3 separate regions of the Mus musculus genome follow, and all the other regions are linked to region 1. Evidence: chromatin loops called from intact Hi-C (ENCODE). Cell type or tissue: gastrocnemius. All regions are shown on one strand. Links, peaks and the distances in the headings refer to the core of each region. The heading gives the core; the rest is flanking DNA. Region 1 overlaps Mlxip (MLX interacting protein). Region 2 overlaps Lrrc43 (leucine rich repeat containing 43). Region 3 holds the start of Diablo (diablo, IAP-binding mitochondrial protein).

Evidence for each region. A loop is a pair of places that touch in the nucleus more often than their neighbours do. Peaks named below come from ENCODE experiments on the same cell type or tissue, not always from the same donor. Only the 100,000 strongest peaks of a DNase experiment are listed, where the experiment ranks them.
Region 2: it touches region 1 in a loop (5-fold over the local background); 29 of 42 quality-filtered maps call a loop at or near these places.
Region 3: a loop joins it to region 1, with 9 times the contacts of the local background. A loop is called at or near these places in 4 of 42 quality-filtered maps.

The regions. Positions count from the first base shown.
Region 1 is chr5:123,438,877-123,449,000 of GRCm38, reverse strand. Mlxip (MLX interacting protein) reads right to left here. Exons shown (of 17, transcript NM_133917.3): 2 at 8,859-8,965; 3 at 8,103-8,188; 4 at 6,630-6,719; 5 at 6,232-6,273; 6 at 5,800-5,971; 7 at 5,036-5,125; 8 at 4,465-4,556; 9 at 2,879-3,533; 10 at 1,702-1,823; 11 at 1,426-1,582. Among named protein-coding and RNA genes, the nearest start is that of Il31, 39 kb to the left of the region's middle. In gastrocnemius, for the core only: CTCF peaks have their summits at 8,160 (motif pointing left) and 8,880 (motif pointing right); DNase peaks (open chromatin) are centred at 4,767, 8,154 and 8,873; H3K4me3 peaks cover 241 bases; H3K27ac peaks cover 1,859 bases.
Region 2 is chr5:123,498,480-123,507,724 of GRCm38, reverse strand. It overlaps Lrrc43 (leucine rich repeat containing 43), which reads right to left. Exons shown (of 12, transcript NM_001033461.3): 5 at 8,059-8,297; 6 at 7,288-7,499; 7 at 6,395-6,708; 8 at 4,408-4,549; 9 at 4,086-4,178; 10 at 3,795-3,980; 11 at 3,428-3,461. Among named protein-coding and RNA genes, the nearest start is that of B3gnt4, 5.4 kb to the left of the region's middle. In gastrocnemius, for the core only: a CTCF peak has its summit at 7,832 (motif pointing right); DNase peaks (open chromatin) are centred at 4,041 and 7,817.
Region 3 is chr5:123,520,573-123,530,313 of GRCm38, reverse strand. Diablo (diablo, IAP-binding mitochondrial protein) reads left to right here and starts at 6,150. Exons shown (of 6, transcript NM_023232.3): 1 at 6,150-6,243; 2 at 6,933-7,059. The coding sequence starts at 6,194. It overlaps Mir7647 (microRNA 7647), which reads left to right and starts at 7,619; the gene lies at 7,619-7,677. Vps33a (VPS33A CORVET/HOPS core subunit) reads left to right here. Exons shown (of 13, transcript NM_029929.3): 13 at 1-1,557. In gastrocnemius, for the core only: a CTCF peak has its summit at 5,678; a DNase peak (open chromatin) is centred at 6,113; H3K4me3 peaks cover 2,123 bases; H3K27ac peaks cover 1,370 bases.

The DNA of each region.
Region 1 (10,124 bases), core at 917-8,916:
ACTCAGAGGAAAGGCTGAACTGCCAACCCAGGCCCTAAATTGCCACCTCAAGGCAGCCAGGGCCATTAGAGGCTTTTAAAGCAACAGCTCCTAGTTCCCGTGCTTAGCACATTGGTATCTGCTCTAATTTTGTTCCTTAAAATCTACATATTTACTTTTTCTCACTCACTCTGAAAATGTTAAATAAAAAGTACTACTACCTTTTGACCCACACAGAATAAACTAGAGTATTACAAATCACACAGGCTTCTGTCCCATTCACTGCTGTCTCTTAGGAGTAATTTCCAAGGTCCTCTTAGAATGTCCCTAGTGCGTTTCACTTTATTCTACCAAATGCTTCCAGTTACTAAATTTTCTCCTGGATAATCAGGCTCCAGTGCACATCTCTGTATGCTGGGCTCGCTCTGCAGTCCCACAGGCAAGGGCAGCTTCCTTTCCCTGGATAACTTTAAAACTGACATATGTCTTGAGTCTGTCCCATTCTTCAAAACCTTCTGCTGGACAAGTGCACCAAGCCCTGTCAGCTGGAAACCCTTTCTTATCCTATCTTCCCAGTAAGACCATCAGGCGCAGCCTGGTCTTAGCTAAGAAGAGATGGGGTTAAGGTGCAGCCCAGGGACAGACTGTGCTGATATGTGCATGTCTCCAGCTGTCTTCCCAGTATGGCACTAGAAGGAACCCAAGTTCTACTTGTAGCCCAATACTGATGTCACAGGACTCCTAGCCCTGACCTTTGACTCCACAAGTCAACAGGTAAAACCAGTATTGTCCTGACTGTTCTCAGTTGTAAGACATGAAAATAGCCACAGACTTGCAGTAGTTTAGAAACCAGGAGGGAGGATGCTGTAACTAGGAGCCTACTGCTGGCTTCATGGCTACAGCAATCCCAGGCTCAAGTTTTCCAGACTGTGGACAAGAACTCTTCAGTCCATTTTTTTTTTTTTTTTTATGGTAAGCCGCTGCAAGCCTGGTCTTTTTTTTTTTTTAAGATTTATTTATTTATTATATATAAGTACACTGTAGCTCTCTTCAGACATCCCAGAAGAGGGCATCAGATCTCATCATGGATAGTTGTGAGCCATCATGTGGTTACTGGGATTTGAACTCACAACCTTCAGAAGAGCAGTTGGCTCTCTTAACTGCTGAGCCATCTCTCCAGCCCAAGCCTGGTCTTCTGAGTGTGGTGTCTTGAGCGTCCTAGCTACCCATGCTGTGACATGCCTGCCACCTTCTTTTCCCTTTCTGCTGGTGTGGCTACCACTATCCGGCTTCCCAGTAAGCATTTCCCCAGACTGTGCTATGAGCAGATGGTAGGTTCTGTAGGCTCAGGCTTGCTTATGGGAGCCTGGGAATGGCCTCCTCAACCCAGAACAATCTGCTTATTTCCCACGAGGCCCTGACTGCCCCACTTGGGTGAATACTCACTAGAGCCCGTGGCAGGGACCTGGGGACTACCCCCATGCAGTGAGACCTGCTCGCCCTTCACCAGGGAGTCTTGCACTGTACTTGGAGAAAAGAGTCGAGAGACGGGGCTAGGCTGGCTGCTCGTGCTGTGGCTGAGGAACTCCGTGACTCCAGAAGCCTGTGGAGACACAGCAGAGAGATCTTGTACCACTGATGTAGAGCAGAGCAGAACAGCTACATTGGCCACTGTAGGGAGATGAGAAGACACTAGAGGACTGCCTAGGCCAGCTCTCTTACCCTGGTGATGGCAGCAGAAGCAATGACCACATTGGATGGGGACACAGTAGATGCTAGAATCCCTTCTCTCTTCAGAGGAGCTGATGTCATGATCACCTTCTGCGGTTGGCCTGAGAAGGCAGCTGTAGGGATGAAGAGATGTGAAGGTAAGGGCCTGACCCTGTAGAGGCCTGGCTGTTACTAACAAAACTCATAAGCTGCAGCCAGCCAGGAAAACAGGACATCACACACCCTGCTGGTGAAGCATGTGGTTCCTCACCAACAGGGCGGGGAGACCAAGCCCCAGGGCAACTGGAAGATTTTTGTACTTTTTACTTGAAAGACTGATACTATAACCCCTAGAAAGAGACACTCATGACCAAGTGTTCTCAAATCATGTTTTCAAGACTCTTATTTTTATTTATTTTAGCTTCTAAATTATATTTTATTTATTCTATGTAGCGTGTGTGTGGTGTATATGTGCGGTATGTGTGTGTGCATGCATGCCCATGTGTGTAGGTATGTACGTGCCATTGTGCACACGTCAGAGGACAGCTTGTAGAAACTGATTCTCACCTCCCACCACGTGGATCCCGAGGATCAAACTCTGGTTGTTAGACTTAGCAGTAAGTGCCTTCACTTATTGAGCCATCTCACCCACGCAATTTTAACTGTTTCTTTAACTGGGGTCACCTTATATAACCTTGGCCGGCCTGGGACTTACTCTGTAACTCAGACTGTCCTCAAGTTCAAATTCTTCCTGCTGCAACCTTTCAAGCATTGTGTTTACAGATACGGGTCACCACACCCAGATCAAGACCTTTTTTTTTTTTTTTAAAAAAAAAAGAATTATTTATTTATTTAATACATGTGAGCACACTGTAGCTGACTTCAGACACACCAGAAGAGGGCATCAGATTCCATTACAGATGGTTGTGAGCCACCATGTGGTTGCTAGGAACTGAACTCAGGACCTCTGGAGAGCAGCCAGTGCTCTTAGCTGCTGAGCCATCTCTGCAGCCTGACCATACTACTTTTTGAAACATACAGAATAGAAAGATAAACTGCACATCTGAATTATCCATATTGCTTTGTTGTATTTAAGTGGGAAGGGAGTTCTTCCCAATGTAAAGCCTTAGAGAAAGGGAAACATTGCTCCCTAGGCAATTCTGGCTGACCACACCCCCAACCAACTCACCTGGAGCAATGCAGGCATTCTTCAACACCAAGGAGACAGGCTCAGGTTTAGGAGCAGGCACTATTTTGGGGGGCTGCTTGTGTCTCACTCCAGTCAAGGACACAGGTTTGGGGTGTATAAAAGTTAAATGAGGTTGGGGAGGTCCCACGGCTGGTGGCTGGGGTACGGGTGACAGTGCCAAAGCACAGGGGGATGAGGAGGGGGTTGGATGGTGTGCTGTGATAACAAGGCCCTGGTTCTGGCTGAAGGTGGTGGCAGAAGCATCATGGGTAAGGGTTGCAGAGGCTGTGTGGGTAATAACAGGGGTGGATTTGCTGACTCCAGCAAACTTCTGTGGCTGCAGGAAAGCTGGTGGAGTTGGGGGGTTTAGAGTAGGGGCAGGCGAAGGAACTAAGGGCAATGCAGTTGGAACAGGTGCTGGGGCGGGGCCAGGGGAAAGTAAGGTCATCGTAAAGACAGGGAGGAAGGGCTGTGGGACACTCAGTGGTGGCTCAGAGGGACCAAAGTCTGCAGGCTGAATAAACGGGTCCACCGTTTGGGATGTGCGTTCACAACCCTGGCCCTCTGTGGGATCCAGGGAGGGGGCTGCAGAAGATGTAATGAGGCTATTGGGCAGGCTCGCAGGAGGGAGAGCTGTATTTGGCAAGATGTTCCCCTAAGGAAGGAAGAGACATGAAGAAACAAAGCTACAACTTAATAATTATCTTTAACTGTTTAGCCCTACATAGTACAAAGCTTAACTGTGGACATGGGCAATGAGGGACCAAGGGACAGAAGTGCTATCTCCCGGGCCAAACTGCTAGGTAGGGGGAATAGACCTGAGTCCCCAGTGCCAGCAGGGCTCTTGTTTCCATTAGGAACTAATGAGAACACAGAGCTCAGACAAAGCTGGGTAGCACCCTCGGGATATCTGGTTTCTAGAGTCTAGTTGAGGTCTACCTACAGACCCTGGTATCTTCTGTTACAGAGCAGAAGCGGCCTAGGCCACAGCTGCTCAGGGTTCCCCCAGGACAGCATCAAGTATCGACTTCCAGTCAGACCAGCTCTTCCTGAGTGGAAAAGCTATGAGGAATCACCTGTACAGATCTCAGTCTCTAGAGAAGAAATGATTATCTGCACTAGGTGGGCGAGGTGCCAGGTTCCTGGGTGACTAACTGAATACAGCACGAACCTGAGAGCTCCCCAGGGCAGAGAATTATGCCCCACTCAGCTCTCAGCACAACACCTGCAAGTACCTTTTAGTAATTGCTAGGGAAAAAGTGAAAAAAATATACGACATATTTTTATTAGTGATCCATAATTTTCTTCTGCAACTAAACGTGTCTTAGGAAAGAGCTGGTGAACAAAGCTCACATGGACCTTACGGAGGAAAACAACTGTTGGCTTAGTCTTCCGCCTTGTGGGGAGTTAAGGATGCTTCCCCAGAGGGTTCTCTAACTTCTCTGCACAGGCGTGTATATCCAGCACTGGATGGAGCAGTGGCCCCAGCATCTGGCTAACTCATGGTTACAGCATTAGACTAGCTCTGGGTGTAAAGTCTGATGCTAGCCCTGCACCTGCCATGCCTGCTCCCCAGCTTTCTCTACCTGAGAAGGTGGGCTGCTAGGATCTGCGGCAGGTAATGATGAAGGAGGAGGCAACATGGAGCCAAAAATGGATCGGCTGGAGGAGAAGAGATCTGGAAAAGAACACGGGAGTCTTCTGAACTCCATGAACTTAGCATTTTCTGGAATTATGACACACAAACGGGGGTCTGGACCCAAACCCCGCCTCCCCAGATAACTTGTTTTGTAGAAAGAGGGCTCTGATTGGACCACTTGAAACACCAAGTGCTTCCAGGCAGAGCTCTGGGAGTCTGACCTAAATACAGAAACATTGCTGGGTGGTGGCTGTGTCACAGTGCCCTCTGCTGTCTAGTGGAGGAACTGCTGACAATCAAGGAAGAAAGCACTCACTGAGATGCCAACTTCCTTCCAATGTCCCAGGAAACTTTCCCAGGCTTTGCAGTTACTACCAACATCATTTTCAGTCTTAAAAACTTATAAGCCCCACCCCACTTTTACACCAATTTCCAACTGTTCTCTCTCTAACAAAGGCACAAGTCTGATATGGGACGAGCAAGGGAGATCCTTGCATGATACTACCCTCTGCCCTCACCCTGGAAAGGCTCAAAGGTGTCCATGAAGTCCAGGTTGGGTTGCAAAGGGATCAGGCCTGGCTGGATCATGTCTGCGTTTCCCAGATGTGCTGCAATAATTCCAAGTGAGAGAGGGGGACACTTTTACCTCAAATAAGGTCAAAGGAAAATATACTTTTAGTTCTGAACAGATCCTCCTGGTCCTCCTAAAAACGGTAGGAAGCTGGCTGGGATGTCTACATCCTCAGGGGTTTGTGGCTATTCTTAGATATGTTCTCTCTACCCTCGGAAGGCAGAAAAGACAGACAGTGCTGGGATCACCATGAGCTATGAGTAGCCTAACCTTCCACCCTGCTCTACACCACACAGCCCCATCCTTGTTCTCACTTTCACTTGCAGCTCTTCCCTGAGGACTCAAGACTGAAGGCCTCGGGTGGGGAATGCCATGTGCAGTAGTGCCCACCCTACAGCCTAGGCTTTGGTACTGACATATCCCACACTTAGGCAGTAACATAAATATAAAATGGGTTGGGATCAGAGCCTGCTCCTTTCTCACAGTGGGACTAAAGGAACAATGACCACCTCTGTAAGGCTTCAGTCCCAGGCTCCTCTTATGCAACTGCACAGGACCCTAAGATAAAGAGCTTGAACAATCTTTTTCTTTTCTTGCCTAGCCTAACTAAGTGCCACACAGCAGCTTAGAGGTGCCCTGAAGCAAAGCCTGGCCCAGAGGAATCCTCACTGAGAAAGAAGCCAGCTGTCCAAGGACAGAGACTACACTTACCTATTTCTCGTGGGTTGGGCCAGGCCACGGGTTGGTGTGAAGAGAGTGTGGAGAAGAGAGTGTCGCTGAATTCTGACATGAGCATGTCTGTGTCCAGCAGTGAGTCCTCCTCCATGGGGACTGGGGTTTTCCAGCCATCCCCATGTTTATGCCAATACAGCATGTCATCGTCCTAGCACCAACAGAGGAGAAGAAGAATCAAAGGGCAGTTGAATTATCTTCTCAGTCCTGGCGTGCATTAAAGGCTGCTTCTTGAAAAAAGCAAGAGGGTAGAGGCGTTGAGAGCTGTTCCCTTAACCCACCCACCAGAGCGTGCCGGCTTTCGTGGGCACTTGCAGGACCTCCATGTGAGGAGCTGGTCCTGTGTCTGGCCTCCCACTCCAGGACTCACTCAGACACGGACAGACAGAGCCGCATCTCGAGCTCGCTTACCTGGGCCAGGCTAGAAAGGTCCTCATCCTTGTGCTGCTGCAGCTGTGGGCAAAGGGAGCAAGATGAGGCAGCCACTAAGAGCTCCGAGATGCCAGACTTCATCTCCCTATATGTGAGTGAATTCTCTGGGAAGTGAGCTGGGGAATGGGATCCTGCTGGCTGCCATCCCATGGATGTGGGCACAAAGAAGGAAACAGCTCTTTTTATGACTGAGGAAACCACAGCCACTACTTGGTGCTTAAAATGTTGAATATTGCTCCATGTTCCATGACTGACGGGGCAGCTGTGGAGTCTCAGGCCACATCCTGAATATCCTCCCATCTTCCATCTCCTCAACCCCCACCCCCAGTCCAGAGCTTCCAGAACATGCTCTTTTGGGAGCCCTGGCCAGTATCTACCCTTTTCTTGAAGTAGGTTCTCCACTTGTGGTACTCTCGAATCACAATCTCAATGCGGCTTTTCCAGTACTTGCCCTCTGTGGTGATGGCCTACAACCAAGAGGCCAAAATGAAAAGCAGGTCTTGGATGATGATCAAATCACAGCCCATGAATACCCAGGATACATCACTAAGGTGGCCTCAGAGGGTTCTCTAGGTCAGAAAATGCCCATGTTGTTTGAGAAACTACAGCTTCACTCACTAAGCACACCTCTTCTCACACCCTAGCTAAAATGTAGGACCCCAGGGGTGACTCTGCACTGGGTACAGGGAAAGCACACAGTACTCAGAGAGCGTTGAAGGGATGCCCGAGGATGCTAAGGAAATTCACAGGTGGCCCACAAATGCCCCTTTCAGCAGCAGCTGCCATGTTCTCAAAGGGAGAAAATGAGCGCTGGTGAGAGGCTCAGTGGGTAAGGGTGCCTCTCATCCACCCTGAGGATCTCAGTTTGATCCTTGGGACCCATGTGGTGAAAAGCAAGGACTCTCAAAAGTTGTCCTCTGACCTCCACATACATGCTGTGACACATGCATACACAAACACACACACACACACACACACACACACACACACACACAAGTAAATAAATTTAATATACATTTTTTAAAATTTACTTTTAGGGAGGAGGTATAGCTCAATGGTATAGACCTTGCCTGACATATAAGAGGCCCTGGATTCTGCCCTTTAGAAGTACCAAAATAATAAGACAAAATAAAAATGAGCCACTTTTTCTTTAATCTCTTCTCATCTCCTATCTTTAAGTTTTTGTTTGTTTGGCTTGGTTTTTGGGGTTTTTTGTTTGTTTTTAAGATAGAGTCTCATGAAGTTCAGGCTGGCCTCAAACTCTCTATGCATCAAGAATGGCCTTAAACTTCTGATTTTCCTGACTCTCTATCCCAAATGCTGGGACTACAGGCTTTTGACACCATGCTCAGTTTGTGTGGTGATAGAAATGGAAGCCAGGGCTTAGTGCACACTAGGAAAGCACTCTACCAAGTAAGCTGTGTCTCCAGCTGATGTGGAGAAGCTTGGTTCTCCCTAACTTCTTCTAGAGTGGCTGCTTTGCTTGTGGTCCTGGGGATGGAACCTAGAGCTCTTGTTCTGAGTTACAGCTAACTAATTGCTCCAGAGCCAGTCCTTCCTGAGTAACTCTCAGAAGAAATACCAATTTTAAGTGAACGCAGAGAAGGAGGCCCTGTAAGGTCAGTTTGCCTAAGGATAGAATCTCTGCGGGCTGGAAACCGTTGAAGGCTACCCTTCCTCCTCCAGGTCATGCTAAGTAATAGGACAGCACAGGCTTCCCTGTTCTCTACAGTTTCTGTCAAAGAGCTTGGTCCTTTGGTGGGTTGTATCTTCAGAAATAAAGGCAATTTTCCTTTCCCAATATCCTCCTTCCTACCTACCATCTATTCAATTACTTGCTGGTTAAATACCTCTGGCCGACGGTGTTCATCTACATCAACAGAGCCATCTAGTGGGGTGACAAAGTGGCACACAGGATTCTTGCGCTTCTCCAAATCTGGGTTGGGAGAAGAGAGACATCATAACTGTACCAAGATCCCTGATGGAGCTCTACCCAAACTGCTACACCCTGGAATGTTATTTCCTTCTACCACTGGAGAAATGTAGAGTTCTGAGAAATAAAAGCATGCAGGCCCAAGGCAACGAATGGCAGTAATATCTGAGTAAGAAATAAAGTTGCTCATCAACACAAAGGCAGCCAATAAGTGGGAAGAGCCCACCCTGCTCCTGAAGCCTGCATCCTCCTATTCTCAACCTAACCAAGGACAAGAGCTGTACAGCAGTGTCTATGTCTTCTTAAACTGCTGGAAATAGAAACTGTTCTTTGGCTCTTCAAATGTCACCTCTTGGCTACATTCTCCCATCTCTCCTAAAAAGAACCCATTACACCTGAGGGCCAAGTACCCAGCATGTATTTGTGGTCAGGGAGGCTCTCATGTCTGCCCTTCAAGACTCTCTGTTAGGTGACTGCCTGATGGCTGGTGACTGCCCTGCTTCCTGGGATGTGTTGTAGCTTGATTTCTCATCACATAGACTATGTATGAAAGATTCTACTGAAAAGAGCAGGCTATGGACCCAAGATGCTCCAAGATGTAGCGCTCTGATGCCACAGAACTGAGGTCCCTTGGAGCATAACACACCATCTGCCTGGCAGGCAACACACTTACACTGCATATACCATGCCCTCCAGATGGCGTTGTTGAGCCGGATCTTGTCCCGCCACTGGAGCTTCAGGCCCTTGAAATTTTTCCACTTTGGAGACACTAATTTCCCACTGGAAAACAAGACAAAGAAAGAGAGAAAGAGTCAGTGGCTCTTCAGAAAATAAAATGCAAACCAAATCATTCCAGACTGGAGAGCCCTGAATTGAACCATTTATAGGCCAGGCTTGACAGAACAGTCATTCTGGGATTTCTTTAGAGCATATGGGGACAGTGGGGTGTGACAATATTTGGGCTTAGAAGACATGCTAAGAGGGTGATCAGACATGTATTTCCTGTATTCTTTGGGAACCTGCATACTCTTAAAATTTCTTATAATTCAACATGAAAAGCTATGTTGCCAGGCATGGCAGCACACATCTTTAATCCCTACACTCAGGAGGTAGAGGCAGAGGACTGAATTCAAGGCAGCCTAGACTAATACAGATTAACAATGGAAACTAGACACTTTACCTCGCAACAGGTCTTAGCCACTTGTGTTATTCTCAGTCACCTCTAGCCTATCTCAAGCCATCTGAGGAAGTGATCCCACTTAGCTGCTGAGGTAGCTGCTGGCATAGCACCTGGGAAACTCAACTGCCAAGATGGCTGTGCCACCAGGGAGCTCATGTTGCCTGTTACTAGCCTAGTTAGTGAGTGCTCTCAACTTACTGTACAAGAACTTCTTTGGATTTATTTATAAATTTGTGTGTGTGTGTGTGTGTGTGTGTGTGTGTGTGTGTGTGTGTGAGAGAGAGAGAGAGAGAGAGAGAGAGAGAGAGACAGAGAGACAGAGAGAGACAGAGAGAGACAGAGACAGAGAGAAGAAAGACAGACAGACAGAAACAGAGACAGAGAGACAGACAGATGTGTGGAAGCCAGAAGAGGGCTCTAGGTCTTCTGGAACCGGAGTCACCTGATGTGTGTACTGGGAACTGCAGTCAGGACCTCTGGAAGGGCATCAAGTGCTCTTAACCACTGAGTCATCTTTCCAGGATCCAATTCTTGGAGAATTTTGAGGCATACTCTTACATTAAAGATAGCACTAATGAGAGCTTTGAGATGCTCGAGCCCCTTCTGCTTGGTGTCTAACACACATGGTCATTACTCTTTCTACTTGGTCTTACACCATCTGCTCTGGGCCAGTGCTGACCTCTCTCTCCTAGGCCTGATGGGTTGAGACAGTAAGACTCTATCTTTAGTTCATATGGTGCTGAAAAGCATCCACTTGAT
Region 2 (9,245 bases), core at 1,022-9,021, 59 kb before region 1:
TTTTGACCCCAAATCTGTCCTTTCTAAAAGAAATGGAGGGACAAAGATGGAGCAGAGACTGAAGGAATGGCCAACAACCAGCCAACTTGAGACTCATCCCATGGGCAAGCACCAATCCCTGACACCATCCCCTGAGGAGCTCTACACAGCAGCTGACTGAGCAGATGCAGATACCCACAGCCAGATATTGGACGGAGGTCGACGACTCCTGGGGAAGAGTTGGAAGAAGGATTGAAGCTTCCGCAGAAGGATTGAGGCTTCCGCTGGGGATAGGAACCCCACAGGAAGGCCAACAGCCTCACCTAACCTGGACCCCTGGGAGCTCTGAGTCTGAGCCACCAACCAACGAGCATACAGTGCATCTCAGTCACCATGTAGGTCCCCCCAACAAATGTAGCAGAGGCTCTCCCCTAAAGCTGTAGCCTGACTGTGGTACCAGTCCCCCCACAAGGTTCCCCCTAATCCTGCAGAGATTTGATGTGCGGGGGGGGGGGGGGTAATGCGTTTGGGATGGAAAGAGAGAGAGAGGGAAAGAGAGAAGAAAATTAAAGAAATCGGCTGCTTTTTTTTTGCCGCCAACTTGAGCTGAGTTCAATCCCCAGGACCCCCTTGTCCCTCTGACTTCCACATGCAAGCCACAGCCCACGTGTACACATAAACACACAAAATCATGTAAAAGTTAAGAAAAAGGGAAAAAAGACACTGAGGCTGTAGCTCAATTTCTGGAGGACTTTTTGTAACCCTAGGTTTGAGCCCCAGTGCTCTTTTCTTTTCTTTTCTTTTCTTTTCTTTTCATTGGTGGTGATCTGTTTTTGAGACAGGGTCGCTGAAGGCTTGGCTGTCCTGGAACTCACTAGGTAGTCCAGGCTGGCCTTTCTCCTCTTCCCTCCACCTCCCAGATGGTTTCTTTTTTGTTTTGTTTTTGTTTTTGTTTTTGCTTTTTGGTTGTTGTTTTGTTTTTCAAGACAGGGTTTCTCTGTGTAGCCCTGGCTGTCCTGGAACTCACTCTGTAGACCAAGCTGGCCTTGAACTTAGAAATTTGCCTGCCTCTGCCTCCCAAAATGCTAGGATGAAAGGCATGCGCCACCATGCCCGGCTGAGATGGTTTTTTAATAAGGAAAAAATCTTGAAGCCAGGAGTGACGGTGCACATCTGTAGTTAGAATATAGAGGTAGGAAGATCAGGAGTTTAAGGCCATCCTCAGTTACATAGCAAGTTCAAGGCCAGCCTAAGCTACATGAAACCTGGCCTTAAAAGAGAGAGGAAAGGCTGGTGAGACAGCAGGTAAAGGTGTTTGCTGCCAAGTCTATAACCCAGGTTCAAACCCTTTCCCTCCACCACAGTGGAAGGAGAAAAAGAGCTCCCGCAAGTTGTCCCCTGACTCCTACACATGCGCCTCACACAGCATATACACTTATACGCCCTAGTATAAAAAAGAAGCCAAAAAGGTGGGGGCACACACCTCCCACTACTTGGGAGGCAGAGGCAGGTGAATTTCTGAGTTTGAGGCTAGCCTGGTCTACAGAGTGAGTTCCAGGTCAGCCAGGGCTACACAGAGAAACCCTGTCTCAAAAAAACAAAAAAGAAGGAGAAGGAGGAGGAGGAGGAGGAGGAGGAGGAGGAGGAAGAGGAGGAGGAGGAGGAGAAGAAGAAGAAGAAGAAGAAGAAGAAGAAGAAGAAGAAGAAGAAGAAGAAGAAGAAGAAGAAGAAGAAGAAAGGAAGAAGGGGAGAAGGAGAAGAAAAAGAGGAAGAAAAAGAAAGAAGAAGAAAGAAGAAGAAGGAAGAAGAAAGAAAAAGAAGAAGAAGAAAAAGAAGAAGAAGAAGAAGAAGAAGAAGAAGAAGAAGAAGAAGAAGAAGAAGAAGAAGAAAAGGAGGAGAGGGAGGAGGAGAAGGAGAAGAAGAAGAAGAAGAAGAAGAAGAAGAAGAAGAAGAAGAAGAAAGGAGGAGAAGAAGGAGGCGAAGGAGAAGGAGAGGAACGAGAAGAAGGAGGAGGAGGAGAAGAAGAAGAAGAAAAGGAGGAGAGGGAGGAGGAGGAGAAGAAGAAGAAGAAGAAGAAGAAGAAGAAGAAGAAGAAGAAGAAGAAGAAGAAGAAGAAGAAGAAGAAGAAGAAGAAGAAGAAGAAGAAGAAGAAGAGAAAGAAAGAAAGAAAGACAGACAGACCAAAAACTTAGCACTTACTAAATGTGTCATAATATTCAAGAATATTCACAAACCCTATTTGAAATCCCTTAGAATACTCCCTTTGGGCTGGGGCTCAGGGCTGGAACACTTGCCAGCATGGGCTCATGGGATGATCCTTAGCAACTTTTAAAGAGAAGCTCCCCTCCTCAGCTTATGTGTGCAGCAACATAACCCCAGTTACACTGTAGCTGCAACCATCATTAAAAGACGAAATGTTTTCAAAGATCTTACCGGTTATCCGCACAGTCAGGTGTCACAGACATGTCCATACAGCCCACTATGGTGTGCCATCCAACTCTTTTCTTTTTTGGGGGACAGGGTCTGTCATTGGTACGAGACTCAATGAGTAGGCTAAGCTGGCTGGCCATTGAGTCCGGGGTTGAATGCCTGTTTCTGCCTCCCCGTCATTGGGAGTTACAAGAACAACCACCTCTTAAGTGGTTTTTGTTGTTGTTCTGTTCTAAGGGGTTGTTTGCTGTGGATTTTTTTTCTTGTTTGTTTGTTGAGACAGTTTCATGTAGCCAAGGCTATCCTTAAACTCATGTAGCTGAGGATGACCTTAACTCTCAATCCCCTTGCCTCTACCTCCCAGGCTTGTGCCATGCCTGGCTTGAAGTTTTCCTATTAAAGGCACTGAATGCTATAAATTAACCTCCAAATATTTTAATGGCACCCTACTAAGTGTGAGTTCGAGGCTAGCCTGGTATACATAGTGAGTTCCATGCCGTTACAGGGAGACAGAGACCCTGACTCAACAATAACAACAATACCTCTCCCCAATTCTAACACACTGGAAACTGAGGCAGGTGGAATCCTGAGTTCCGGACCAGTGTAGACTATGAGAAAAAAAGAGAAAGAAATGAAGGAAGAAAGAAACAAAGAAGAAAGGAAGGAAGAAAGGGAAGGGAAGGGAAGGGAAGGGAAGGGAAGGGAAGGGAAGGGAAGGAGGGAGGGGCTGGTGGAAGGTGAAGGAAGGATAGAAGACTTACCTAGCTGCGAAATGTGGGGGCTCACAGAATAAGTCCTCCTGGTTCAGCCCAGCCCAGCCCCCACCCAGCACCTTCCCCCATCATCACAACCTACAGCCGTGCTCGGGGGCTCTAGAGAAGATTCTGGACTTGCTTCTGTGCCAGATGGAAGTGATCTTCAGTGCTTTCATTCCGTAAGGCTCTGTATCCAGGACGGCCCCTTGGCAGGCTCTCTGCCCCCACCCCGCCCGCCCTCTGTGGCTGCTGGCAGGCCTTACCTTTCTTGAGAGATTTCTTTACCTTCTTTGAATCCTGAGAGAAAGAACCACAAAACCAGGCGTTTGCTGGAGCAGATGCCGACACTGGAGAACACCCACCCCTCCCAGGGCCGTGAATTCATCCCAGAACTGGGAGGGGGAGAAGGTTCCTGATGAGGAAGGTGGCTGATCTGGACCACAACTGGAGGAGGAGGTGTCACCATGTCAGTGTACCAGCAAAGTGCCCAGCAGCTCTGCTGTACAACCAGGGCCCCTCCAGAGTGCCACCACTCCCGGCCACACCCCCATCCCTGCCTGGCCCACCAAGCTTCCCCTAAAGAAGAGGAGAGGCGGAGACAAAAGGGCAAGAGCAAGGACCCCTTAATACCCTGGCATGTGTGAGCCTGTCTGTCTCCAGGGTTCGGACCACCCCGAAATTACACACAGTGGATACCACTGCCTCCCCGGCCAGCAAGGGCTCCAGGTACACCAGCCCGCTGCCCAACACCGTCAGCACAGGGGGGTCCTGCCGCAGCTCCCTGGGCGGCTCCTTTTTCTTCTTGTGGACCTTATCCTGTGGGCAAGGCCAGGAACACAGCTGTGAGCAGGGCACTGTGCCACACTCCCCTCCCTCCCTGCCCTGAGGTGGCCCACACAGGTCCTGCCATCCGTCCGTCACCTTAGCAGGCTCTTTCTTTTTATTGTTGTCTTTCCCCTTCTTGGCAGGCAAGGGACTCTCAACGGGAGTGGGTACCACAGGCCAGGAGAGGATCTAGACAACGAGATTCCACCCTCAGCCGAGCAGCGGACCGGCTACTGCCCCCCCCACCCCCCCATCCCCACCCCCCACCCATCTTGTCCTTTCTGGAAAGGGCTTGGAGAGGCGGGGGTGGGGTGGGGTGGTGGAATGTGACAACAGGATGGGAAAAGGGGTCATTGGAGAGGATGCGGACACAGGATCCTCCAGCCAATAGGAGGCCAGAACCCTCTGGCCTGCTCACTTTCTCCTCTACGATGCTCACAGTAGTCCCAGCCAGCAGGAAGGCCTTGACCCGGATCAGCTCCTTGAGGGTGTGCTTCATCTCATAGGTGCAGGGAATAACATCTGACCAGGGCTTGTGCACCGTGTTGAAGAGGACTGTCCTTGGGAGTGAGAGACATGTATGGCATTAAGGGGACGCCCGGGAAGAAAGCGAGCACTCACATGGGGTGGTGGGTGGGACGGTGGACCGTGCCACCAGACAGAAGAACTGGTAAGGCAGTGAGTAGCAAAGTTCAGAACCCCAATACAACGCCTAATTGAGAACAGCAAGGGTTCAAATTAGCTCCCCCCCTCACCGAATTCCTGTCGTGGAGCATGTGACCACGACACCCCACGAAGAGGAGAAGACAGTGACAACTGGTCAGGTAACAGAGCCTAGAGTTCTCCATGCTAATGAGGTGTCTAGGAGTCTCCGAGTGTGGCCAATGAGCTTCCCTTCATAGGCATCCCTTCCCACAAAAGGTATTTCAGCTCTGGTTCACCCTGAGTACATCGCACACATCCCCATCTGCCAGGAATAAACAGTTTGGACAAGCAAGGACTGTCTCCTCCATCAAGAACCACCTTAGGAGAGGCCTTCGGTCATACAGAGCCATGTCTAAGTCTCCTGCACAAGGCTCTTACCCTGAGCTAAGCAGCATCCTGCCACCCTCCACCCCCATGCTCATGGTAGGCCGAGGCTGTTCCTAACTCTTCAAGGTCAGCGCCCCCCCCCCCCGTCACCCTGTTCCTAACTCCTTGAGGTCATGGGGCCACCATTCCCAACTCAAGGTCCCCAGTGGTGCCCCACAGGCAGATGAGAGCCCCACCCCCACCTCTTCCTAACTCCTCAAGGTTCCCAGAAGCCTCTGGGTGCCCAGGAATTGAAGAACCCCAGCCCCTCCCAGCCCCCCCCCCCCCCCGCCCCGATCTTTCTCATCCAGAGAAACAAGGGCTGGGACCCTTATCTTAGACTGTGTTTGTGTTGGCGTCTCACAACCCTGGCTTGGTGAAGTGAAACTGAGAATCACAATGAGGGACCAGGATCTGGGCAAGGCAAAGGAACCAAAGGGTCAGAAAGGAACACGGGCAAAGAGACAAACGTCTGAGCAGGTGCTTCCTTCTGGGCATGCTCAGTGTGGAATCTGCTGCTGACCAACTAGAACCCATGGGGGGGGGTTGTTTGGTTTTGCTTGCTTTCTTTTCTTCTCTTTTCTTCTCTTTCTCTCTCTTTCTTTCTTTTAAGATTTACTTCTTCTTCTTCTTCTTCTTCTTCTTATTATTATTATTATTATTATACATAAGTACACTGTAGCTGTCTTCAGGCAGCACCAGAAGAGGACGTCAGATCTCATTACAGATGGTTGTGAGCCACCATGTGGTTGCTGGGATTTGAACTCAGGACCTTCAGAAAAGCAGTCAGTGCTCTTAACCACTGAGCCATCTCTCCAGCCTCATGGTTTTGCTTTCAAAAGAAAGTTTCATTGTGTAATCCTAGCTGGTCTGAAACTCATTAAATAGCCATGCTGGTCTCCAACTTGAAATAATCCCCCTGCCACCTCTTTCTAAATGCTGGAATTGAAGGTCTGTGCAACTCTGCTCAACTCCAAAGTTTAAAAACGAAATCAGCAGCCGGGCGTGGTGGTGCACGCCTTTAATCCCAGCACTGTTGCCCTCTGTTGAAAGGAAAGTCAATCTTTCAGAGAATTTCGGTTTCCCCAGGCAACGGGGGGGGGGGGGGGGGGACGACGACTCAGTCAGACTAAGTGGAAGGTTAGGGCTTCAGAAAAGAAAGGTCTGTGGCTAAGCCCATACCTACCTCTAGCTCACAGCCTACAAGCTAGCTACTAGGAAGGCATTGGCTCTTTGTGGTTTGACCGGTTTGATCAATGGAAGCTGCCAGGGGGCAGCCCTGGCTTGCAACCTCGGGTGCCCCATGCACCCTCCCAGCCGCCTCCTACCCTTACCCTGGGGATGGACAGAGCTGGATGTCTATCTTTGGCCGCAGCTTGGCCAGCTCTTCAGAAGAGTCGATTGACTGTGGCAGGGGCGCAGAGTGGATGGAAATGCTCGTCTCCGACCAGTCGACCTCTGTTATCCCAGATTCAACCGAGCCTTCTGCCATCTGACTCATCTCCTTCGCTATGAACTCAGACAGCTCCTTGGACATCTCCTCCGTCGAGCCTGGGTGAAACCTCTGACGGCCTCTGTGGCGGTGGCGGCCGTCTAAGGGATCCTCCTGTTGGTCCTCCTCATCGGTGCCAGAGAAATGCTTGTCGATCTGCCAGCAAAGACAGAACACGGGTTAGGCTGTTATTCCAATGAGTGTAGGCTGATGCGGGGAAGTGTCTGGGTGATGTTGGAGATGGGAACTCAGGGTCTTCTGCAGGCCAGGCAGGAGTTTTTAGCACTAAGCTGCGCATCCCAGCCCTATGTGAACCGAAAGCAGGGCCGGATGCACTAGCTTAGGATGAAGGAGGCAGAAACAAAGGCCGTCTGAACAGAGAACACTTCTCTGCCTGGGTGGTGTCCTTGGGGTTGGCCTGGGATGCAGAGGTTGGGCAGGGAACATGGTGAAAATTTTTCAAGTGGGGCCAGGTACAGAGCTGGGCAGAGTGGGACGACGTTCTGTGCTGCTTCCCTGTCAGGGTCAGTTGAAACAGGGACAGGAAGTGGGCATGGCTGAGACTCGACCTGCCTAGGGAAAGGGCTATCAGGCAGAACCCAACTCCCTGCACGGGGAGGGATATGATTCTATAAAGTCCTTCTTGGACCCTACGAAGCCGCTTTGTGTGCGCACCAAAGCCGGTAGACTTGTGTGAGGTGGGTGCATTCTGTTCCCGGGACCGGAAGGACATACCTCATCCAGAACGCTGTCATGATGTGTTGCCTCTACTAGCCCACTAACATTTCTTTCCATGTCCTCATCTTCCACAAAGTCATAGGTCACATAATAGCTGTAGCTAATGAAAGGGCCGTCAGGTCCCGGCTCCGGGTCCAAGATAGAGCTGTCCAGAACCCCTCTGACATTTCCAATCGTCACCACAAACTGGGCCTCACGTGCCAAAAGGTCTGCAAGGAGTAACACCAGGGCTGAGCGGCTGGGCTGGATGGAAGCATGGGTCACCCAGACACCCACCCCAACCCCACCCCTAGAGTTAGAATCGAAGCTCTCTGCCAAGCTCTGTCGGAGGGACTAAAGGGTTAGCCAGTGGATGCTGTGAAGCCTTGTTTTACTATCTGCTAAATGGGGGTGTGGAGAGGTGCGGTGTAGAGAGAGAGAGAGAGTTCTGGGAGAGGACAAGACATCTGTGATGTCAGCTGGTGCCTGGGGCTGTAGGTACTGCCAGCCAGCACTGTGACTCAGACCTTCAAAAGGCTCTGATGCACCTTATACCAGGAGCCACAAGGGGGTGATCTCAGGCCATCATAGAAACAAGATCCACAAAGAACAGAAGATGCCCCCCCAAATCCCTACCAGAGGGGGTCCTCCACAGAAAAAGCCCAAACCAAGGTAGCTTTGTGAACCTGCCCAGGGTCAAGGCCAAATGGGGAGCGGCTGGCTAGTTTCTAGGACGTGGGCAAAGGCAGAAGCTGGGGATGTGTAACTGTACCTATCACCTGTACCTACCACCGTGAATGTTGAGTCCCCGGAACTGGTGCTTCTCATTGGGAGACACGGTGATGTCGTCCAGCACACAAAGATGTGCCAGGCTGTCTATGGTAAAGCCACGGTAGTAAGGCACCAGAGATAGTGGGTTCCCCTGCAGTACTAGGAGCCTCAGGTGCCTCAGGGTACTGAGTCCCAAGATCATGTTCTGCAGGTCCGTCAAGTTGTTGAAGCCCAGGTCCAGGGAGACGAGTTGGGGCCTGGGAGGTTGGCCAAAATGGTTTAGAAGGTCAGCGAGCAGAGGGACAGCACGCTGACCACACACCTTGTTCTATCCTATTATCTCTTGAGCCTGCTTCTCCTTTCTCTCCAGAATTCATACAGCCTGTATTCATGGACTCCCAGAGCCCTTCCTGCCTCATGGCCATCTCTGTACCTCTCTCTGGGTGAGCTATCAGCCTAGTGTGTGCCTCTAGATCACCCCTCACTGACATGCATGCTGCAAGCCACTGTAGGAGCGTGCCTAAGGGAGTGAGGTGAGGATGCACCAGGCTGTGGCATCCAGACATATTGAGCTGGAAGTCTTTCTTCCGAGCCATAATGGCTCCAGTCATAGGGAGCTTATCAGCTCTTTTTTTCTTTTCTTTTCTTTTTTCTTTTTTTTTTTTTTTTTGACCAGTGGTTATCAACCTGTATGTTGAGACCTTTTTTGGAGTCTAGCAAACTTTCCCCAGGGATTGTATATCCTATATCCTGCATATCAGTTATTTATATTACAATTCATAACAGTAGCAAAGTTAAAGTTACGAATCTTATGGTTGTGGGTGGGGTGGGGTTTTGGGCACCACAGCATGAAGAACTATTTTATGGGGTCACAGCAATAGAAGGTTAAGAACCACTGCTCTAGACAATATGAGAGAAGAAAGAGTGTGCTGGTGTGAGCCAATAAGATTGGCTGGCAAAGGTGAACCCTGAGGCTTCCAGTATAGAGACCAAGACACAGGAAAAGGCAGAGCTCTGCCTGATGCTACAAACTACAGAGCAAGCTGACTTTAGCTCCAAGCACCAGGGAATCACATTGCCTGTCATGGTCACGCCAGGGCTCTCCTTGAACCCACAGGCTGAACCCAGCCTCCCCACTCTCTCTCTCTCTTTCGCCCTCCTCTCTTCCAATGGCCTGTTCTGCTATGATGGCTACTGGCCAGTTC
Region 3 (9,741 bases), core at 1,742-9,741, 80 kb before region 1:
AGCTAACCTTCCAAAGGCACTTCTGAGCGTGCATGTTGGTAACTCCTGGACTCACCAGGGTAGGCGCTCCTGCCGGGACTTCTGTTTTCCTCCATGTCCTCCATGGGCAGTTCTTCTGTTCTTTCAATATCATGAAGCTCTGTCTCCGTGGTAACTGCCACACACAGCTCTCTAGCCCTCTAGCTGTACTCAACTCTGCACACCCCCTTTCCCTGAAAATACTCAGGTGGTCAGTGCACTTCGGTCAGTGTCAGTCACAAGAGACAAGCAGCACCAGTGCTCAGGGAGTGGAGCACGGCCGGAAGCAGAGCAGGCATGGCCTCCTGATCATCTCAGCATCTGAAGGAGCTAAGAGCACCAAGTGGGGGACCACGTTGATGGCTTTCCTGTCATCACTCAAGACTCCAGAAAAGCTAGCCTGTCTCAGCCGGTCCTGGTCCTTGCCCAGGTGCAGTTTCTATGGTTAATATTTTCTTCTTGTTTTTCTCATGTAGAATCAGGAGCAATACACTGCACATTATAAGTAACCAGAGTTGGGTATTTAAAAGAAAAAAACCTAGGAATGTAGGATGGCAAAGATGATATTTGCTTCTCGTGGCGTTAATTCAGTATTGGGAGAGTCAGGCGGTGTGGGGGGCATTCCCAAATGGGAAATCATTCTTAACTTAGAAGACTCTTTTTCAGATTCTTGTTACTCCAGGGAGACTAGTTTTACCTTTGAGCCCCAGCAATGGGTAGTTTCAGCTGCCAGGGGCTGCAATCCACCTTGTCCTCAGTGTTTTCCACTCTAGGGATTCAGGACAAGTCTGTCCACGTCTCCTTGGCGTGGGTGTTTGTCCAGTGAACAGACACTCAGTTCTAATCTCATGTGTCTGCATTTGTTTCTGAGTCTATATTTGCTTTCTCAGAGCATAGCAAGGTCAACTCCTAAAAATGTACCCAGCAGAAGACCTTTTTGAAAAACCACACACTTGCTTCCTCTGTATTCACACACAAAGTGGTGGTATCATACATTATGCCCTGTGATGTAAGTCCCCTTAGTGCTCAAAGCTGCCTTTGTCTCTTAAGAGCGTGCACTGAGAAAGGCTGTGGGAACGGAAGGCTTATTCTCAGACAGGGTGGTTTGTTTACCCCATGTCTGGACTTGTCCTGAGTCTGAGGACCACTCTGCTGCACTGCCCGTCCTGATTAAAGACGTCTCTGTAGATGCTATTTTCTGTCTCAATTTACACATTCTTTCATCACCTTAAATCTAAGAACTGGGTACTCTAATGGATTGATAGAGACCAAGAGAGACGTGGTCAAGGGAAGATTAAATCGGGACATGTGTGGAGAACCAGGAAGGCCTCCATGTGAGCTCTGTTCCACTCGAGCTCTGCTTGCACTAGAGGTGGGTTGTGATTATCAGGGCGTGCTGGTCTGCTCTGTTCTCCGTTGTACATAGAAGGTAGCTACAAGGACACAGTGGCATGTCTTTACCGCCACCACCAGGAGCTAAGGCAGAAAGATTGAGAACTCAAGGCCAGCTGGGCTAAACAGTGAGACCTTGTACAAAAAAAGCTATGGGGGAGAGGGATTTGTTTAGCTGTGTAGTCTGCTGCTTAGCATGCTCACAGCCCTAAGCTTACTCCTCAGCAACACAGAGAGAAAAAGAAAGAGGCCCTGCCGGCCTGACCCTAGGAGGAAGTGTTTGTTTTCTGCAGACTTGAATTCCAGCAAAAATACATCTGTTGTCGAGTCAGGGTCTTCCTGTGTAGCCCAGACTGGCCTGGAGTTAAGTCCTGCTTCAAACTAGTAATCCTTCTCTCATACACTACATCCCAACCATGGTTCCCTTCCCCCATTCACCCTACCTCCCCTCCCCTCTGCCCCGTTCCACCCGCCTCAACTCCCCTCAGAAAAAAAGCCAGTCTCCCAGGGACATCAACCAAACATGGCATAACAAACTACAATAAGAGCAGGCACACACCATCATCACATCAAGGCAGAACAAGGCAGTCCAGCAGGAAGAAGAGTGTCCCCCGTGTAGGCAGGAGAGTCACAACAGTCCCCGCTCCCGCTATTAGGATTCTCCTAAGAACACCAAGCTCCTCAGCTGTAAGGTATATGCAGGGGACTTAGGTCAGACCCCTGCAGACTTCCTGACTTGAGTCCTAATCAGTTGATTCCGTGGGCCATGATCTCACGCTATGCTCCGACCCCTCAGGCTCCTCCAATCCTTTCTCCCCCTCCTCTGAAGAATGCCCGAGTACCTCCTAATGTGTGTGTGGCTGAAGGACTCTGCATCTGCTTCAGACAGCCGCTGGATGAGATCGCTCTCCTTTCTTTGGTGACGATTCTGCTAGGCTCAAGTCCTAGAACACTCTGCAAGCAGGGCAAACTGTGGGTTGAAGGTTTTGTGGCTGGGTTGGTGTCTCAGTCCCTTCACTTGAGGGCTTGCCTCGTTTCAGAAGATGGCTGGTTCAGATTCCGTGTTCCCCATACCAGAGTCTTTGCTAGGGTTGCTCCTGTAGAGTCCATTGGTTTCCACTGCACTAGGTTTCCACCTCGCCCCTGAAATGCCCCCCAATTCTACTCATTTGTCCCAGTATTTTCTCTCTCCCTCCCCCTGCCCCGATCCCTCCTGTTCCCAATCCCCCAACGCTCCCATACCCCCACCCAAGAAATCTATTTCCCCTTTCCAGGGAGATCCATGTGCCCCCAACCCCCATCCCTCCTCGTTGCTTAGTCTCTCAGGGTCTGTCGACTATAACTTTTACTTTACAGCTAATATTCAGTTATGTTAAGTACACACCATGGTTGTCTTTCTGGGTCTGGGTCACCTCAAGATGATTTCGTTCTAGTTCCATCCATTTTCCTGCAAATTTGATGATGTCATTGTTTTTTTCTAGCAGCTGAGCAGTACCCTAGTACATAAAGGTACCACACTTTCTTTATCCATCCTTTGGTTGAGGGGCATCCGGGCTGTTTCCAATTCCTGGCTGTTATAAATAAAGCTGCTATGAACATAGTTGAGCAAGTGTCCCTTTGATAGGATGGAGTGTCCTTTGGGTATTTGCCCAGGAATGGTATAGTTGGGTCTTGTGGTAGATTGATTTCCAATTTTTTGAGAAACCGTATTGACTTCCTAAGTGCCTTCCAGGTTTGCGCTCCCACCAGCAGTGGAGGAGTGCTCCCTTGCTCCTCATCCTCGCCAGCAGGAGCTGTCACTTATGTTTTTGATCATAGCCATTCTAAAAGGTGTAAGATGGACTCATTTCAATTTGCATTTCCCTGATGGCCAAAGATGCTGAACCTTTCTTTAATGCACAGGAAATTTGAAACAGCAAAATGAACTAAGTATCTGAAGCAAAGGAAAGAGGGGAATACAGACACAGTGTTGTCTCTAGGTTGTAAGTGGTACTTTCAGATCTGATGCATAGAGGACACCTTGCCAGACTGTGGAAGCAAAGGGCAGTATGGAAAAATTCTCATCATTTATAGATGGATTACAGTGAATTTTATGCCATGTTGTAGTTCTTTATTATTTATGTAGTGTGTGTGTATGTATAGTATGTTTATATATACATGCATGCATATATATACATATATATATACATACATACATACATACATACATACATACATACACACATTTACACTTGTAGAAACTAGAGGACAGCTTTCAAAGAGTTGGTTCTCTCCTTCCACCATTTGAGTCCTGAGGACTGAATCCAGGTCATCAAGCTTGAAAGCAGGCTCCTTTACCTACTGAGCCACCTTGTCGGCTCCCATGTCCTGTTTCTTAGCTTCAGTTAATCTATTGCTATAAAATACCCCAGCTTGCAGGTTTGCAGATTGCTATTAAATATAAGACACAGAACTGCCTTGAGGGATCGATCCATTTGAAGTGTGAGCGAGGAGGGAAGAGAGGCCTGTTTTGAACAACTTGGCCCTTTCATCTGTCACTCTGGTTATTGGGTGGTAGTATACATCCCGGCAGGCATCCTGTCCTTCTGGTGATGAGGCAGGACATGGAGCCCTTTAGTTGCCCAGGCCTCTGGGGGAGCAATTACTACTCCCTGGCTTCTTGAGCTGTGTGTAGATGTCCTGCCCCCGTTTTTGCCCAGACTTCGCCCAGGCAATAATTTGATAATAAGAGATCCTGATTACATTAAGCAGCCATTTGCTTCTGGATGATGATGTTATAAAAGGGTTGCCATCCACACTGCCTGCTTCTCAGAGGTCAATAATAGTCTTTATAATCGAGTACAAGCAGAAGGATGCGCTGTCTATTCCTGGTCACTTTTCCTTTGTTCCATCAGAACGGGAACATGTTCTGTGCTTTCCCAGCTGGCTCCTTCTGGGCCTCACCTTTGTCGTTGAATTTAGAAGTGGCTATACTGGGAAAGTGCCTGGGCACTGAGTTTGCAAACTGCTAAACTTTGTAAATTAGGATCACGTGCTCTGGGGCTATCATCTATGGTTCTCACACACACACATATTCATGTTCACACTTGTCGTTCTTAAAACAGCAGCTTTTCCATTACTAAGATAGTCTTGGTGAATGTGTAGTGGTTCTGCCAGATCCCAGACTTAACTGGGCTGCTCTCAGTATTAGCAGTATTGGAAGTACAGCCTGTCTGTAGTATTTAGACAAGCAAGACAAGAAGGGGCTTGAAATACCCCCTAGTGTACCACTTGTTCAGCCCATTTGAGTCAGAAGTCCTGGAAACTGCTGATGCCTCATCCTGTAGGCTGTGGAGGTAATGCAGGCAGAGGGCGGGCAGGGCTGTTAATGCCCCGCCTGGTCTGGCATTGCCTGTGCGCAGCTCCCTGGGAGCTCAGAAACCACACAGAGATTGTAATTGGTCGCTAGACCACACCTAGTTGTTGAGTGCTCCAGCTGCCTGAAGACCTCTCAGCTCTGCCCAGATCTCTGGAGTGCGTACAAGTCTACTTTCACCATACCTGAGAGCGGCTGTGGAAGCTGTGGAGGTGGAAGAGTCGTGGAAACTTTGCCAAGTAAGTAAATTGGGAAGAGTGGGAAACTAGAGGCTGCCATTGATGGTAACTGCTAGGCAAGGCAGCAATGAATTTGAGCTAGCTTGTGACTCTTAGCATCTGAGGTGAAATTAGCTAAGGGCAGATGCATAAAGCATATCAAGAAAGATATGAGTGAAATCGAGTTAGTACCCATCACTTGACACCCTTCAATTTTAATCCTGACTGGCTATTAGGCAAGCATACTGGGGGCACACACAAGAAAAAATCCTTAAAATCTATCATCGACAAGGCCAGGGGAATGACGGAGGGAATGAGCAATGTCCTGCTGCTTCCCCTCCACTATGAGACAGGGCCATAGACAGGGCTGCGGCTTGAGTGAAGGGAAAATAAAACTGTCTTCCACTAGCCCATTAGCGGCACCAGCTCCATTAAAAATGCAAGAGATGGTGGGAAGAGAGGGCGGTTGGAGCCTAATACAGAGTCAGGACTGGAAAAGACCAGGCTCCTTCCCTTGTCTGAGTTCAAGTGCCAGTGAGAGTGGGGGGCAACTACTGCTTTAGACTTTCAGTGTAGGGGAGAATAGCACTTTGGGCTTCCTTGGCCTTGGAAGAGTACTGTTCATTGCGTGCAGCCTGTGCGTGCTCAGGCTCCCGGTCTCTGCAGGGCGATGCAGACCTCGTCCACCATCCACGTGCTGCAGTTGCTGCGGGAGCTGCTCGCCTTCGTGCTCCTCAGCTACACTGTGCTCATCGGGGCGCTCCTGCTGGCCGGCTGGACCACCTACTTCTTGGTGCTGAAGTGACAGCGCCCCGGCCCCGCCCTGCTCCGCCCCGCCCCACCGCGCCTCGCCGTGGCTCCGAGCTTCCCCTCCCTGGCCACACAGTCTCCCTTTCCAGGAGCGGCCCCGCCTCGCCTCGCCCCCCAGCCCGCTGCCCGCGTCACGGCGCGCGACCCGGCTTCAGCACCCGTGCACTGGAGCCTGCGGGGACCGGCGACGAAGTCGGAGCGGTTGGAAGCCAGGTGCGACCGTTAGAGCGGTTTCCTGGTGTCCCGGCCCCGCCCACTCCGTTTGTCCAATCGCAACCGCGTCCTCCTCTGGGGGCGTGACCATGAAGCTCCGGGCTCCTTGGGCCCCGCCTCGCTTGCGCTTCTGCTTGCTATGCTGCGTCACTTCCGGCGCGTGCGTCCGGCGTCGGTCCGCCGCGGGATGGCGGCTCTGAGAAGTTGGGTGACTCGGAGCGTCTGCTCTCTGTTCAGGTACGGCCGCGGTAGCAGAGGGCGGGCGGCGGCGGAGAGGAACCGGGAGCGCCGTGCCGGCCAGTGCGTCGGCCCCGGGCCGTGGTGCTGCCGCGTCCCGCCTTCTTCTGAAGTTAGAGGCGGGCCCCCGCCTTCGTCCCTCGTCCTCCATCAGGGACGGGCGCCTGAAAGTGGTTCTCCTCCCACGCATCCCGGGGGCTGGCTTTGGGGGGTCCCCAGGGACACTGAGGGACAGCCGGGCCACGGCGTTGGCTGGCAGCGCATTGTTAGAGAGAGCACGGGTCCCCGTAAACTCGGCCACCGGCGACAGCGGCTCGCTCCCGGGATTTGCTGGAGGCGACCATTGGCGACACCTGGAACCCAGGTCCCGGGGTCTAAAGCTGAATCCTGCGCACTCCGGAGAGTTTTACGTTGGCGTCAAGTTGCTAATCGGCTGCGGCGACTTTGAAACTTCTCCGCCTGGCGGGACGCTTCCACGCGCATTGACCTGTCGCTCGTGGAACTCAGATCGCATGCCCCTGACTCCCGAGTGCCGAGACTTAACTGGCCGTCCTGTGGTTTATTTTCTTAGAAGATTGCGGGCACTTCCTCATTTAGTCTCATTTACTGCTTGGTCCAAAACTCCTGCAGACCACAGAGCCTTTTACAGATTGATTTTGGGCTTTTTAAATTTTGACTTATGTTTCCAGGTACAGACAGCGTTTTCCTGTCTTGGCTAACTCTAAGAAACGCTGTTTCTCAGAATTGATAAAACCATGGCACAAAACTGTGTTGACTGGATTTGGCATGACACTGTGTGCGGTTCCTATTGCTCAGGTAAGGGACTGTCATGTGACTATTATATATAGGGTAAAGGGGCCAGGGAAAGAACGCCCGGACCCTGACTTGCCCCAGAGACTATTTCCAAGTCTTAGTGAACTCCTGAGCATTGGACAAGCTGCCACACTTTCATAGGTACCCCCTTCCATGATGCCATGTACTGTACTAAACCCGCATCTTCCGAGTGGAGCACGTTTCCCATTTTCTCATGTTATAGAAACAGTGTTCTTAACAGATTCTGCCCCCACTCCACCACCCCTGAAACTGAGCATCAGTTGAACTGGGAAGTAGACCGTTATTCTTGTACCAAAATCGAAGGGGCTAAATTTTGCACATGTGCTGCTTAACCTTTGAGGGTCCTGAGGTTAAAAATGCATTGTAAAAGAACTGAAGTGGGGAGGGTAGGCAGAAACGGGAGGAATAGCCATGTGTTTCCCAGCAGCCATCAGGCAGCTCTCACCTTGTTGTAACTCCAGTTCCAGAGAATCTGACACTCTCACACAGACACACTTGGAGGCATGCATATAAAACACCATTCATATAAATTAAAAGTATGAACTACCACCTCCTGGCCTTTTTTTTAAAAAGCACCAAAAGTCCAGGAGGTGGTAGTACACACTTTTAATTCCAGCACTTGGGAGGCAGAGGCAGACAGTTCTTTATGAGTTCAAGGCCAGCCTGGTCTACAGAGTGAGTTCTAGGACAGCCAGGGCCATTACACAGAGAAGACCTGTGTCAGAAAAGAAACAAAGTCAGCTGGTGATGTAATGTGAAGAAAAATATGGTGCAGTGGTGTGAGACAGCTTGGAGAAAGCTGACTGAGTGGCCTGGGTGAGGGAGAGGCCTTCAGCAGAAGGGGTTCCTGGCAAGCCTAGAAGGTGTATTTTGTGTGGTATGCAGCAAAGCAAAGTGGGCGGGCTGGAGTGAGGTTGGAGAGATAACCAGGGCTCAAATACTGTGACTGATCCTTGTGGCTCATTGTGGGGCTTTGGATTTTCTCTGAAGGCCTTGAAGGATTTGTTCTTGGAATATTATGATCTGGCTAATGTTCCAGTTTGATGAGGTGATAGCTGGCAGGCAGCACATGAGTGAGGGAGAGCTGTTTCCCACTTGAATTACCATTTGCTGGGACAGAGGAGTGGGTCTCCATCGGAAGAAAGTTACATTTTAGAAATGTCAGTGAGCAGCTGATAGGAAAGTGATGGGTTTTGTTTTGTTTTGTTTTGTCACTGGCTGTGTGGTTTATGGAGAAGAGCTAAATTTTGGGTTGTGGCTGAGAGCATCAGAGGGCAGCTGCAAGAAGGGTTGTCCTGCTCAGCAGCCCAAGTGTCTTCTTAACAGCTGGGTCATCTTGCCAGCCCCCAAGGTTCTTTCTGCCCCCACCTTTGAAAAACCATGGGTTTATCCTCTTCATTTTCAGCTTTTTAAGTCCTGGTTACTAGTCAGTTGTGGGCCACAGGCCTAGAGCCGCTGCAGTCACTGTCCTGTGGTGTGGACCTGCCATCAGAACTCCATGACTCTATTATGTGCTACAGAGCTGTGTCTAGTTCTGCCTGCACTGTAGTAGCCTAGCCAGTTGTGTTGCTCTCATGCCAGCCAGGCCTGCCTGCCTTCCTTCCTCCCTCCCTCCCTCCCTCCCTCCCTCCCTCCCTCCCTCCCTCTCTCCCTCCCTCTCTCCCTTCCTTCCTTCCTTCCTTCCAAGGACCTTAGCTGTTCTAGTCCTAGCTTCTTCAGTACCAAGTCACATCTCATTAAAGTCTGAGTTCCGGGTCAACTGTCCTCTTTCTGGCTGCTAGAGAGATGTATGTTTTGATGTTTGCTGACATCTGTGTAGCACTATGTTGGGTCAGTAGAACATGAGAAAGCACAGGCTTGGGAGAAGATTTGCTTTGAGGTTTAACGATGTGTGATTTATAGGGAAAGTCACATGACTACCCTGTGCATAGATTTCATTGTCTGTAAAAGTAGTGATACCCACAGTGGAAATGGGTGGAAATACTTTGTAAAGTTAACGTTATTATCCTCAGGTTTTCCAGATGCTGCGTCAAAAGTTAGCTTCCCACTTAGCCTTAAAGAGACTTCACGTGCCAGGGTTTGGTATACCCAGGAGGGCCTCCACCCATGCAGAGAAGGGGGGTGATGGGGGGAGGATTGTGGGAGGGGGGCAGGGAGGGGAGCAATGATTGGGATATAAAGTGAATAAGTAAAAAAAATAAAATTAAAAAAAAAGTTTCCTGTGAGTAGAGCTGTCATTCTGGGTCACTCTTCAGGTAAGGTCTTGATTATTCGTGGGTCAGAAACCCGCTGATAGTCATGCTGCTTTTAACAGTTGCTCTGGGCTCTTATGCTCCACACAGCAAACCCAGACAGCAAGCAAAACAGCGAGGCGGTGTGACAGACACAGTGAGGCCTCCGTCTGTCGGGAAGCTAGGGCGAGGGATCGCTGCCCTTGTCAGGTTTCAGGGGGATCAAATTCCCATAATTCTATATAAGGTTTCATTGATATTTGTTCTTCCAAAGATCTTTCTTTTTTTTAAAGATTTATTTTATGTATATGAGTGTTCTATCTGCATATAGAGCCCGAATGTCAGAACAGTAGAGGGCATCAGATCATGTTTTAGATGGTTGTGAGCCTCCTTGTTGGGAACTCAACTCAGGACCTCTGGAAGAACAGACAGT